2 separate regions of the Homo sapiens genome follow, and region 2 is linked to region 1. Evidence: chromatin loops called from intact Hi-C (ENCODE). Cell type or tissue: psoas muscle. All regions are shown on one strand. Region 1 holds the start of CACNG1 (calcium voltage-gated channel auxiliary subunit gamma 1). Region 2 overlaps CACNG4 (calcium voltage-gated channel auxiliary subunit gamma 4).

Region 1 (5,000 bases):
ATATGTAAAGCGTTTACAACAATATTTGGCACACAGGGCTACATGTATGTGCCATTATTATTATTGTTGTTAATAATAGATGACGGGCCACATATGAACCCACTTCCTCCCTCCAGAGAAGAGTGGTCCCAGGGAGCACAAGAAGGGCAGATGGGGAAGGAGAAAGATGTCCATTTGCAGAGAAAAGAGAGGGAAAAAGGCAGGAACATATTTTGGAAGATTACTGGGGGAAAGGTAGTGCTCAGTGTCACAAGTGTGGGAGGTGTGGTTCATAGCTGGTTAGGCTAAGAAGGCAAAGAGGTAGATCCTGTCAGGCTCAAGGCCAAGCAATGCCTGTTGGCCCCCTGCAATTGGTCCAGTCACCTCTCACCAGCCTGTCTCTTCCTTGTGTGGATTCTGCTCACTGCCCAGTCTTCTGCTCTGACTTTAAAAGGCAGATGGTTCCAAGGACGGGTGAACAGGACTGTAACAGCACGTCCCCATGTGTGGTCCCTGAAGAAGCTGCCTTGCCCTGCCCTGCCCTGCCCTGCCCTGCCCAGGGGAGTTGGCTGGAGGCTGTTCCTGTTTATGGGTGTGCTCAGCAGTGGCCAAGGGGCATGGGCATCCGGGCTATGCGATACCCTGCAAGCACATGGCCACACCTGTCACTCTCAGCCCTGGGACTTGGTGTTTCTACAACAGCTGGGCACTTATGAGTCTTCTGGGCCTCCAGTGGGGCTGAACAAGGGAGGGGATCTCTGGAGCAAGCAGGAGGGAAGGAAGAGGGAGCAGAGACAAGGGAGGATGGGGTCTGTGCTCTTTGCCTCACAAGCAGACTGCAAGATCTTTGGGGACTTAGCCCTAGTGTCCTTGAAGGACAGGTTTCAAGGAACACCTAGTCTGATAAAAGAGGAAATAATCCTGAAAACCAGGTGGGACATCACACTGACATCACTCTGCTCCACTGCCACTGTGGATGGGCGTCTGTAAGCCGAGGAAGGGATCTCACGTTGCTGAGAGTCAGTCCCATATTTTATAGAGGAAGAAGCAGAGGCTGAGATGAGCTTTGTCCTCCCTGGATGGTCATTTGAGGGTAGTGGGCAATGGCGATTAGATCCCTGGCTGCCTGGTCTCCATGAGCACTCTTTCCTCTAAAGTGCTGTATTTGCTAAGAATCCAGAAGCCTCTGCATTTGCAGAATAGAGGCTAGTCACGCGACTACCAGGTACTCCTGAAAAGGACCTTACCTTCAACGTGTGGTTCGGTCACACGGTAGGAAATCGAGGAATACGCTTAAATTACAGGGTGAGGAAATGCTTTGTAACTCTGACAGGGTCTGAGCTAAGACAGGATGCATAGAGGACTGAAGTCCTGACAAAAGGACAGGTGGAGGTCGGGCATGGTGGCTCACGTCTGTAATCCCAGCACTCTGGGAGGCCAAGGCAGGTGGATCACCTGAGGTCAGGAGTTCGAGACCAGCCTGACCAACATGGTGAAACCCCGTCTCTACTGAAAGTACAAAAATTAGATGGGTGTGGTGGTGCATGCCTGTAATCCCAGCTACTGGGGAAGCTGAGGCAGGAGAATCGCTTGAGTCCAGGAGGCAGAAGTTGCAGGGAGCCAAGATCATGCCACTGCACTCCAGCCTGAGCGACAAAGTTGTCTCAAAAAAAAAAAAAAAAAAAAAAAGAAGGTGGGGGCAGGTGGCTCACCTACAGCCTACAGCCATGTCCTGCTTCACAGACATTCAACCTGTGCAGCTGCTCCAGGCCCAGAGCCCACAAGGGCCCATGTGTGGTTTCATGTGCTGCTGTCACTGCCTTGAAATCCTTGGTAATTTGGAGCAAGGAACCCTGCATTTTCATTCTGCACAGGACCCTGCAAATTCCATCGCCTATGCTCTCTCCTCTCCTGCCTTGAGGCCAGGAACAAACCTGCCAGCCCCATGGGTCCCCCTAGCCTGAGGACACAGAGCCACCTAGCTTTTCTTTGCAGGGAGAGAGTGAGCAGGTGGGGCCCAGAAGTCCCTGGGCTGGTAGAGCTGCAGTTCCTTTCTTGAGCCTGCCCAGCTCTCTGCTCTGGGCAAAAAGCCCCAAGGTCCAGCCAGACAGAAATAGCTGGGACAAACGCCCTCGTCTTACAACCCAGCCCCAGCCACCAGCACCACACATGCAATTCATATCTTCTTCCCTGGGCAGAAAAGGCTGGGCGGCTGCCCTATTTCTAGGCAGAGAAACCTGCCTTCCTTCGCAAGGGCAACTTTGCCAGGGGGATGACGGGGAAGAGCAGGAGGTGGGGATCGGGACGGAGGGTGGGTACGTTACCCCCGGGCAGGGTGATGGGCCCGCAGGTCTTGCTGTCGTCCATGGGGATGCGCTTGGTACAAATCCGCCAGAGGCCGAAGTGGGCCGCCTCGCAGGTAGTGTTGTGGTGCTCCATGTGGGGGCTCAGCACAGCCCAGTGGTCGGTTACCACGGCTGTCATGGCCAGCACGATGCCTGCCAGGATGCAGAAGAGGGTCACGCGGACCTTCAGCATTTTGGTCTGGGACATGGTGGTCGCCGAGGCGTGGGTGCCCTGGGCAGGGTCCGGCGGCTGCGTCTCCTAGGGCAGGTGACAAGCCGAGCTTGGGGGGTGGCAGTGGTTGTCGAGCTGGGAGTGGCCACTAAGTTTAGTGTGCCTGGCTGAGCCAGAGTGGGCTGGCCTTGGGGCCGAGGGACGCGGGACGTGCTGAGCAGCTGCCCAGACGCGTCAGGGGCCTGAGGGAGGCTGCTATTAATGCCCATCTCCAGGCGTGGCACCGAGGACAGCTTCTGCTCGGGTTTCAGGGTTTTCTGCCCCTCTGGGAGCCAGAAATACCCCAGTGCGGCGGGGCAGGGTGGCAAGGAGAGAAGGCTCTGGATGGTAGATTGAGGCCTCTGTGAGTAGCAGCTCAGGGTGCCTGAGTTGGGAGAGGGCGAGAGGTGGGCAGCAGGGCCCCGGGGGTGGGGATCTGCCTGCTCTGGGCTGATGGGAAAGGGCAGCCCAGGCCAGGGGAGGAGACCAGGAGCTGCGGGCTGCACGGCTGTCCCGGGCTCCCACGGGGTAAGCCTGTTACCGGCAGGGCAGTGAGTAGGTTCTCATCCTGGGATCTGAGGGGCTAGGATTCTGTCTAATGACATCCCGGGAACCCAGTCCAGGGCCTGTGGAGTCCACCTCTTAGGCAAGCGTTTTAGCCACAAACCCCACGGCATCCCCCAAACCATAGGAAGGTTTTAGGTGGTTCCCAGGTCTGGCCTTACCCAACTCTGATCCCTCCACGAGAACATTACTTCCTTTTCAATTCTCTTTCCATCCCCAAAACTGGGTCCAGAGCAAAGCTCTGTTCGAGGTCAGTGTCATTATTGCCTGTAAAGTGTCCTTTGAAACAAAGCGAGAACGGCCCGAAGAGGACGAGGAATCCTGCTGGACTTGGTCATTCTGTTTTTCAGGGCACTGTTTGGTTTTGCCTTCTATTAACAGCAGGTGATAACGACTTTCCAGTTATGTTTGAATTTGAAAAATAAGTGTGTGAGTAAAAAAGAATGAATAGGTTGATTTATAGGGGATCATTAGGAGCTCATGGGCGTGCAGAGAACACAGAAAGCCCGGGATCGACCACCCTCCGACGGTCCTGTGCACCCGCCTGGCCCCCAGGCTGGTCTCCGAGGCTCCAGCCTCTACATCTCTCCTGGGTTGTGTCATCTCTTCCTTCTCGGCTCACAGGGTGGCCCTTTTTGGGTGTAGCCGAGAGGCTGACGCATGACCAGGAATAGCCTCCTGAGCTGGGTGGGGCCTTGAGCTTCAAAATCCTGGCCTCAGATTGACACGATTTACAGAGACTCTGCCCATGTGGACAGAAATGTTTCGGCCTCCAGCCTTAGAATCACAGAAAGTTCATGATGATGATAATCAGAACAGTGGCTCATCTTCAGTGAGTGCTTACTATCTACCAGGTACCCTGCTAAGCCTTCATCCATTGTCACAGTTACTCTTCACACCAATCCACAAGGGGACTACAACGGTTACTGCCATTTCACAGACAAGGACATGGAAGCTCAGAGACATGAAGTCACTTGTCCAAGGTCACACAGCGAGAAAATGAGGAATCCAGGTTTCAGGACCCAGAGCCCAAAGTCATAACGAATGGTTGGAACTGGGAAGAAACTTCATGATCTATTGTGACAGATTAGGAATCTGCAGCCCAGAGAGGAGATGTGAGGAGCCAGGACTACCTGGTGAACAGCCCCAGGGCTGAGCTGAACCCTCGCATCTCCAGCCACTGGCTTGTGCTTATTGCAGTTCCATCCAAACTTCCATATTTTTAAAATCAGTCTCTCATACATATTACAATCTCCTGAGAGCTTATCTCCCCACTGTTCTCATCTCTGCTTCCCTTCCTCCCTGTCCCCCCACCTCTGTGTTCCCTGTGGGTGCTAATCCATCACAACTGACTGATCACTGACTGACTGTTGACATATGCCACCGCCCCTGCTTCAGCTCGTGGAGAAACTGCCTGTCACCAGGTGGGTAGACCATCTCCATGGGGAATTCCCAGAAGCTGGGACATGGCTGCAGCCTCTGAGCCCTCTCTTGTTGTTTGTGGGGGCCCAGCTTCAGGATCCTGGCACCTGGGGATCTCAGGAGGTGCTGTACAGCTTGATTAGACCTACTGAGTGCCAGGCACCCAGCAAAGCAGTAGCTGGGGAGCCAGAAGAGGGTTCCAGTGTTTTAAGACAGAAAATCTAGAAAGAAGCTATTTAATTTTAGCATTACAAGTAAATACAGTGTCATTGGAAAAATGAAAGTGTCTTTTGAATTTCCTGGTGTGGTGGGGGTGGATGCCCTAAGCTCTTCGGTGCCAAGAGCCTCTGACGGCCTTGGAAAGCACCCTGAAAGGGCCCAGCCCAGAGGGTGCACCCAGCGCCAGCCATGATGACATTGCAGGCCCTTCAAAGATGCCAGGCCTTGGTGAGGACAGCAACCAGGAACTTCTGCTGCTC
Region 2 (5,000 bases), 69 kb after region 1:
AATGATGAGCTGGTGACATGGCCTTGGCCGGACTGTCCGGCCCCTGGAAGGGAGCCTGGGTGTCCTGAAATGTCCTCAGGGAGTCTTTGGGGATCTGTGTCCTTTTCTTGCCTGTGCTTTGGTGTGTGGGGGAGGGGTGAAGTGGGCAGGAGGAACCCTGGGAATTAAGAACCGAAGCCCCCCTTCCTCTGAGACCCATCTTCACTCTGGGTCCCCTCCCCTGTCCCCATGTACCACGTATTTTTTGGGTTAGCAGATGAGAATAACTACATGCATTGAACACATGTTATGCCAGCTCCAAAGCAAGCACTTAGATACTTTATCGCGACTCCTGCCAGCAAACTTGCATAGCAGGTATCGCTAACAACCCCATATTGCAGAGAAAGCAACTGAGGTTCAAAGGAGGTGCAATGACTGGCTTAAGGCCCCACAGCTAGTAGGAGGCAGATCCTGGATTCAAACCCTGACTCACTCTGGGATCTGGGCCCTTTATCACCATATCCTACCTCCTCTCCAAGATGCCAAGCAAAAGAGTTGCTGTTTATTTCAGGTCTATGGTGAGACAGATGTGCGGGGAGCCCTGTGCGTATTTCCCATCTGATTCTCCTGACAACCCTATGGGATAGGCCTCCTTAGGGCGTCCGGGAGGAGCCCCTAACGTCTAGGACGTGTTCTGTTGCCCTCTCCACATCGTGCCCTGTATGGTGTCTGTCCTACTGCTGGTGCCCCAGGGTCTCCAGAACCAGAGAGTAAATACCCTGGGGGCTTTCTGTGCCCACAATGCCCGGCCTGAAGCCAGGCACTCAGCAGGTGCCCCACAAACACCTAAGGACGACACAGTTTTAAGTAATTCTGCTCTCCAAGGCAGCCCCTGGCCCTGCAGGTGCGTGTGGTAGCTCTCAGAAAAAAACAAGAGAGAGGTGAGGTCTGGTTCTGCACCCAGCTCTGCTCCCTGCCCCGTGGTGCCTGGGCCACCCTCAGGGCTTCCCATGTCCAATCTCATTTAATCGTTCTGATCATCTGATGAGATGGGGGAGGGGAGGGTCTATCATTATATCCCCATTTTACAGATGAGAAAATAACTGAGGCCCAGAGAAGCTAAGGAGTCTGTCCAAGGTCACAGAGCTAACACAGGGCAGAGCAGGATTCAAATGCAGGTCTCATCGATCCCCCACCCACAACCCCCGTCCTATTGACCATCACACAGACTTAGTTCAGATGTCATCTTCGACTCCCTTCTGCGCACGAAGCTCCTGGAGAGTCAGAAAGTGGGGCGGGCTGGATCCGTGGGGCGGGCTGGATCCATGGGGCTTCAGGTATCAGGGAATGAGCCTGACTTTATCACAGAGGGATGTGTTCTCACCAGAAGGTACTGAGCTGGGGAATGATGTGATCTGGTTGATATTTTTACAAGCTCTTTCTGGCTGTGTGTGGAGAGCAGGGAGAGTGACCAGTCAGGACTCTACAGCGGGCATCCAGGCGAGAGATGACAGAGCTGGGAGTGCTCTGAGATGGAGAGAGGTGGAGGGAAGGAAGGCAGTGGGCGTGTGTCGGAGGTGGAGCCCATAGGCCTGGGGAGGGTGAAAGGAACCCCGAGGGATACTGCAGGAGAGGGACTTCTGTCTCTGCTAGGCACAGAGCAGGCTCTTGGCAGCATTTGCTGGATGGATGAACTGGTGACTGAGTGGGCTGGAGACGGAGGGGGCGGTGCTGTCCAAGCGAGACCACACTGGCGGGAAGCACAGCCGACGTGTGAGGTTACCACCAGCAGGCTCCTCCTTGCCAAGGTGTCAGAGGGAAAAGAGGCCACAGCCAACAGTGTTTCCAAGAAAAGGAGCCTGAAGTCACTGTGTCCTGTGTGGTGCCTCTGTGGGAGCACGGCCGCTGTGCTTCTCACAGCACTTTCACAAACATCCTTGGCTTGGATGTTCACAGAACCCTGGGGGTGGGGCGGGGCAGGGAGGACTCAGGGATAGAAAGAAGATGAAGGCAGGGAGGAGGGACGATGGGGAGGAGAAAGGAGGAATGGAAGATGCAGGGAGGGAGGGACCAGGAAGAAAGAATAAAGAGAGGAAGGAGGGAGGGAGGATGGAGGGAGGGAAAGAGGGAGGATGGAGAGGATAGAGGAAAGCTGGAAGGAGGGAGGGAAGTTGGAGGGAGGAGGGTGGAAGTTAGAGAGAGGGATGGAGGTGGGAAGGATGGAGGGATGGAAAGAAGTTGGAGGGAGGGGAGGATGGAGGGAGAAGGGAGGGGAGGACGACAGGAGGAAAGAGGAAAGACAGAGGGAGGAGGGAGGGGAGGACAGGTTTTATTTGCCAATTTGACAGCCGAGCAAACCGAGGCTCTAGGAGGTTGAGTGACAAGCCAAAGACTGTCCAGATGGTGAGTGGCGGAGTCAGGACCAGGCCACAGGTCCCCTGACTCCAATCCTGATGGTTTTCACTCCGGTGCCTTGTCCTCCTCTACCCTGGCCCTGGCCCTGAGACACTGGGAGGTCACCTGACGCGGCAGGGCTCTCGGCAGGTGTCGGTAAGTGACAGGGAGATGCGAGGGTCAGTCACAACCCCCACGAGCGCTGTCTCTGTTCCTGAGTATCAATCTGGGCACTCAGTTCCCACCCCTGAGGCTACTGGAAGTTCCCCAGTTCCTCTCTGCCTCCTTGGGGCCAGGCTAGGGCACTTGGCAAAGTCACTGTGCCAGAAAATGTGATGTTGGGAACACACACCTGGGTGGCTGCCATCCCCAGCCCAGCCACAGCCTGGGTGCTAGGCCCTCTTTCAGCTCCCAGCTGAGAGCCTCAGTCTCTGATTTTGCAGTTCACAGGAGCCATTCAGAACGCCCTGCCTCTGAGAGGTGAGGAAATAACACCGTGGCCTCCACTGGGGGGTGCTCAGCTTCTTCCATTCCTGGACCCTGCAGGCTGGTGAGCTGACCTGGGGCAGCTTACAAAATTTGGGCAACTTATGTCTTCTGGGAAAAATTCCATGGTTCAGGAAACATGGAAATAGAGAGAAAGCGATGATATGTTTTGAATATCTATAAGGTGCCAGGCACGAGAAGGGGTATTTTCCATGTTTTTTCTCATATAACTTCACAACCCCAGGGTTGATTCTATGATGCTCCTAACTTAACAATGAAGGAAAAATTGCTCTCTGAACAACAAAGTTCAGAGAGGTTAGGCAATTTGTCTGAAGACACACAGCTGACAAGTGGGAGTCTGGACTCAAACCCGGGGCCATGTGGCTTCAATGCTGACCGTCTGATGCTGCTGCTTCCATGTGGACTCATGGTGGGGAGGAAAGGGGGAGCTGGAATGAAGATCCAGCCCCTTCCTGTGTCCCTGGGCCCAGGAGGTGACAGATGCTAGTGGCAGGTGAGCCAGGGAGACTGATGATTTTTACTCATTTGGTTTTTCCCAGGCTCTGTCTGGAGCTGGGCTTGAGTCAAGAAACTGCCCTCTACCTTTCCACATTCTCCTTCAGAAATGGGGTGATAGCGGTGGAAGGAGGAGAGGCAGTTAAACAGCATTTCCCGACACCTCCACCTCTGTGGGCTTGCCATGGTAGCAGGCAGGCCGTGTTGGATGTGGTGACGTGGAGAGCTTGCTCTGGGTCTACAGTCCTCAGAGGCAAGTCACGGCGTCAGGGTGGGAGGGAGGGAGGGGTGCAAGAGCAGCTCCAGTTAAAGTCCAAAGCCCTTGCAAGCCCATGCACCGCAAAGCCATCTGATGCGGCGGCTTCCACGTGGACTAATGGGGGAGGAAAGGGTTTGACTCAAGCCCAACTCCAGATAGACCCTGGGAAAAGCCTGCAGAGAGCCTGGGGCCTGTGGGGGCGGAAGTGGCTGCTTTGTAAAGGCTGTGGTGCTTCACCAGAAGGGTCCCCTGTGCACATTCGGGGTTGGCAGCTCAGTCTGTCATTGTCTCCACCTCATAGGCTCACACCCAGGAGCCTCGAAGAATGCAGACACCAGGGACCACTGATTCCACCCAGAGGTACCCTAACGAGCACTCTGCGCGGGGGGCATCCATAGATATGTGCTGGGCACCTTTCCATTCACTGCCTCATTATCCCACTTTCCAGACATCAACAAGAACTCAGAGAGGTCACCTAACCTGCCCAAAGCTACACAGCTGCCTGGAAACTGGGGTTTTGAACTCTAGAGGTCCAACCCCAAAGCCTGGCCTCTTTCCCCTACCCCATGCTGCCTTTTCAACAGAGTCCATTTTAACAGAATGTCCCTCGAATAAGGGGCATCGTTTTTTCTAGGCCTCTGTTTCAGGAAGAGCTGGGCTTCTATTATGAAATATTCCCCTTTTATTGTATGCCCCCTGTGAACACACCTCTGGCCACACTCCTTTCTTTGTCCTGGCCTCCAGGAAGCTCAGCGACAAAGCTGTGGCCTGCCTCGGCCCCCAGCTGGCTTCTGCAGTCGGTACTGTGGACACTAGCTGGACGCAGCCATCATCTCTCATTTTCCTACTTGATTTTTCTATCCGCCCCAGTCCCTCATCTCTTTATTTATCTTGTCCCTTTCTTCCTTTTATGGTTGAAGGGGGAAGAAGTAAACAAACAGTAAAATCACGGGATGTCATTTTCACAGCTTTGAAAAGTTTTTCATTGGAAGAAGTTGATAATGCTAGAAAAAAAGTCCTTTGTCTGGTACCATGTCCTGCCTCGCAGTTCAGAAAAGAGAGTCTCGCGCAGCACTTCCCGGAGTCTCATGGGGATACAGAACAAGAATTGGGGGACGGGACGTTGGGGGCAGATCCAGGCAGGCCCTCCCTGGCCTCTCCCTGGAGCTTAGAACCAGTTTGTTCCCTTTTTGAAGCTGTTTCCCAGGAGACCAAGCCCATGCACCCGCTGGAGAGAGCATCCTTGTTGAGGGGAGGCTGTCATGGAGGGCAGTGCCGCTTCTCTGAGACTGTATGCAGGTTAACCGCGATGGAGGCCCGAGGCACAGACACCACGGGAGGGAGTTTCCATCGCTGTTCTGCACCT

What was found. Hi-C counts contacts between places; a loop is a spot of excess contacts. Peaks named below come from ENCODE experiments on the same cell type or tissue, not always from the same donor. Only the 100,000 strongest peaks of a DNase experiment are listed, where the experiment ranks them.
Region 2: a loop joins it to region 1, with 2.4 times the contacts of the local background. A loop is called at or near these places in 3 of 110 quality-filtered maps.

What each region holds. Positions count from the first base shown.
Region 1 is chr17:67,042,193-67,047,192 of GRCh38, reverse strand. CACNG1 (calcium voltage-gated channel auxiliary subunit gamma 1) reads right to left here and starts at 2,639. Exons shown (of 4, transcript NM_000727.4): 1 at 2,304-2,639. The coding sequence starts at 2,532. In psoas muscle, no CTCF peak of the experiment used is centred here; DNase peaks (open chromatin) are centred at 572, 2,092, 2,692 and 3,732; H3K4me3 peaks cover 4,768 bases; H3K27ac peaks cover 5,000 bases.
Region 2 is chr17:66,973,610-66,978,609 of GRCh38, reverse strand. The region is part of intron 1 of CACNG4 (calcium voltage-gated channel auxiliary subunit gamma 4); the gene reads right to left. Among named protein-coding and RNA genes, the nearest start is that of CACNG4, 11 kb to the right of the region's middle. RefSeq lists enhancers at 1-117, 1-478, 1,223-2,176, 2,177-3,131. In psoas muscle, a CTCF peak has its summit at 2,876 (motif pointing right); DNase peaks (open chromatin) are centred at 19, 1,732 and 2,729; H3K27ac peaks cover 114 bases.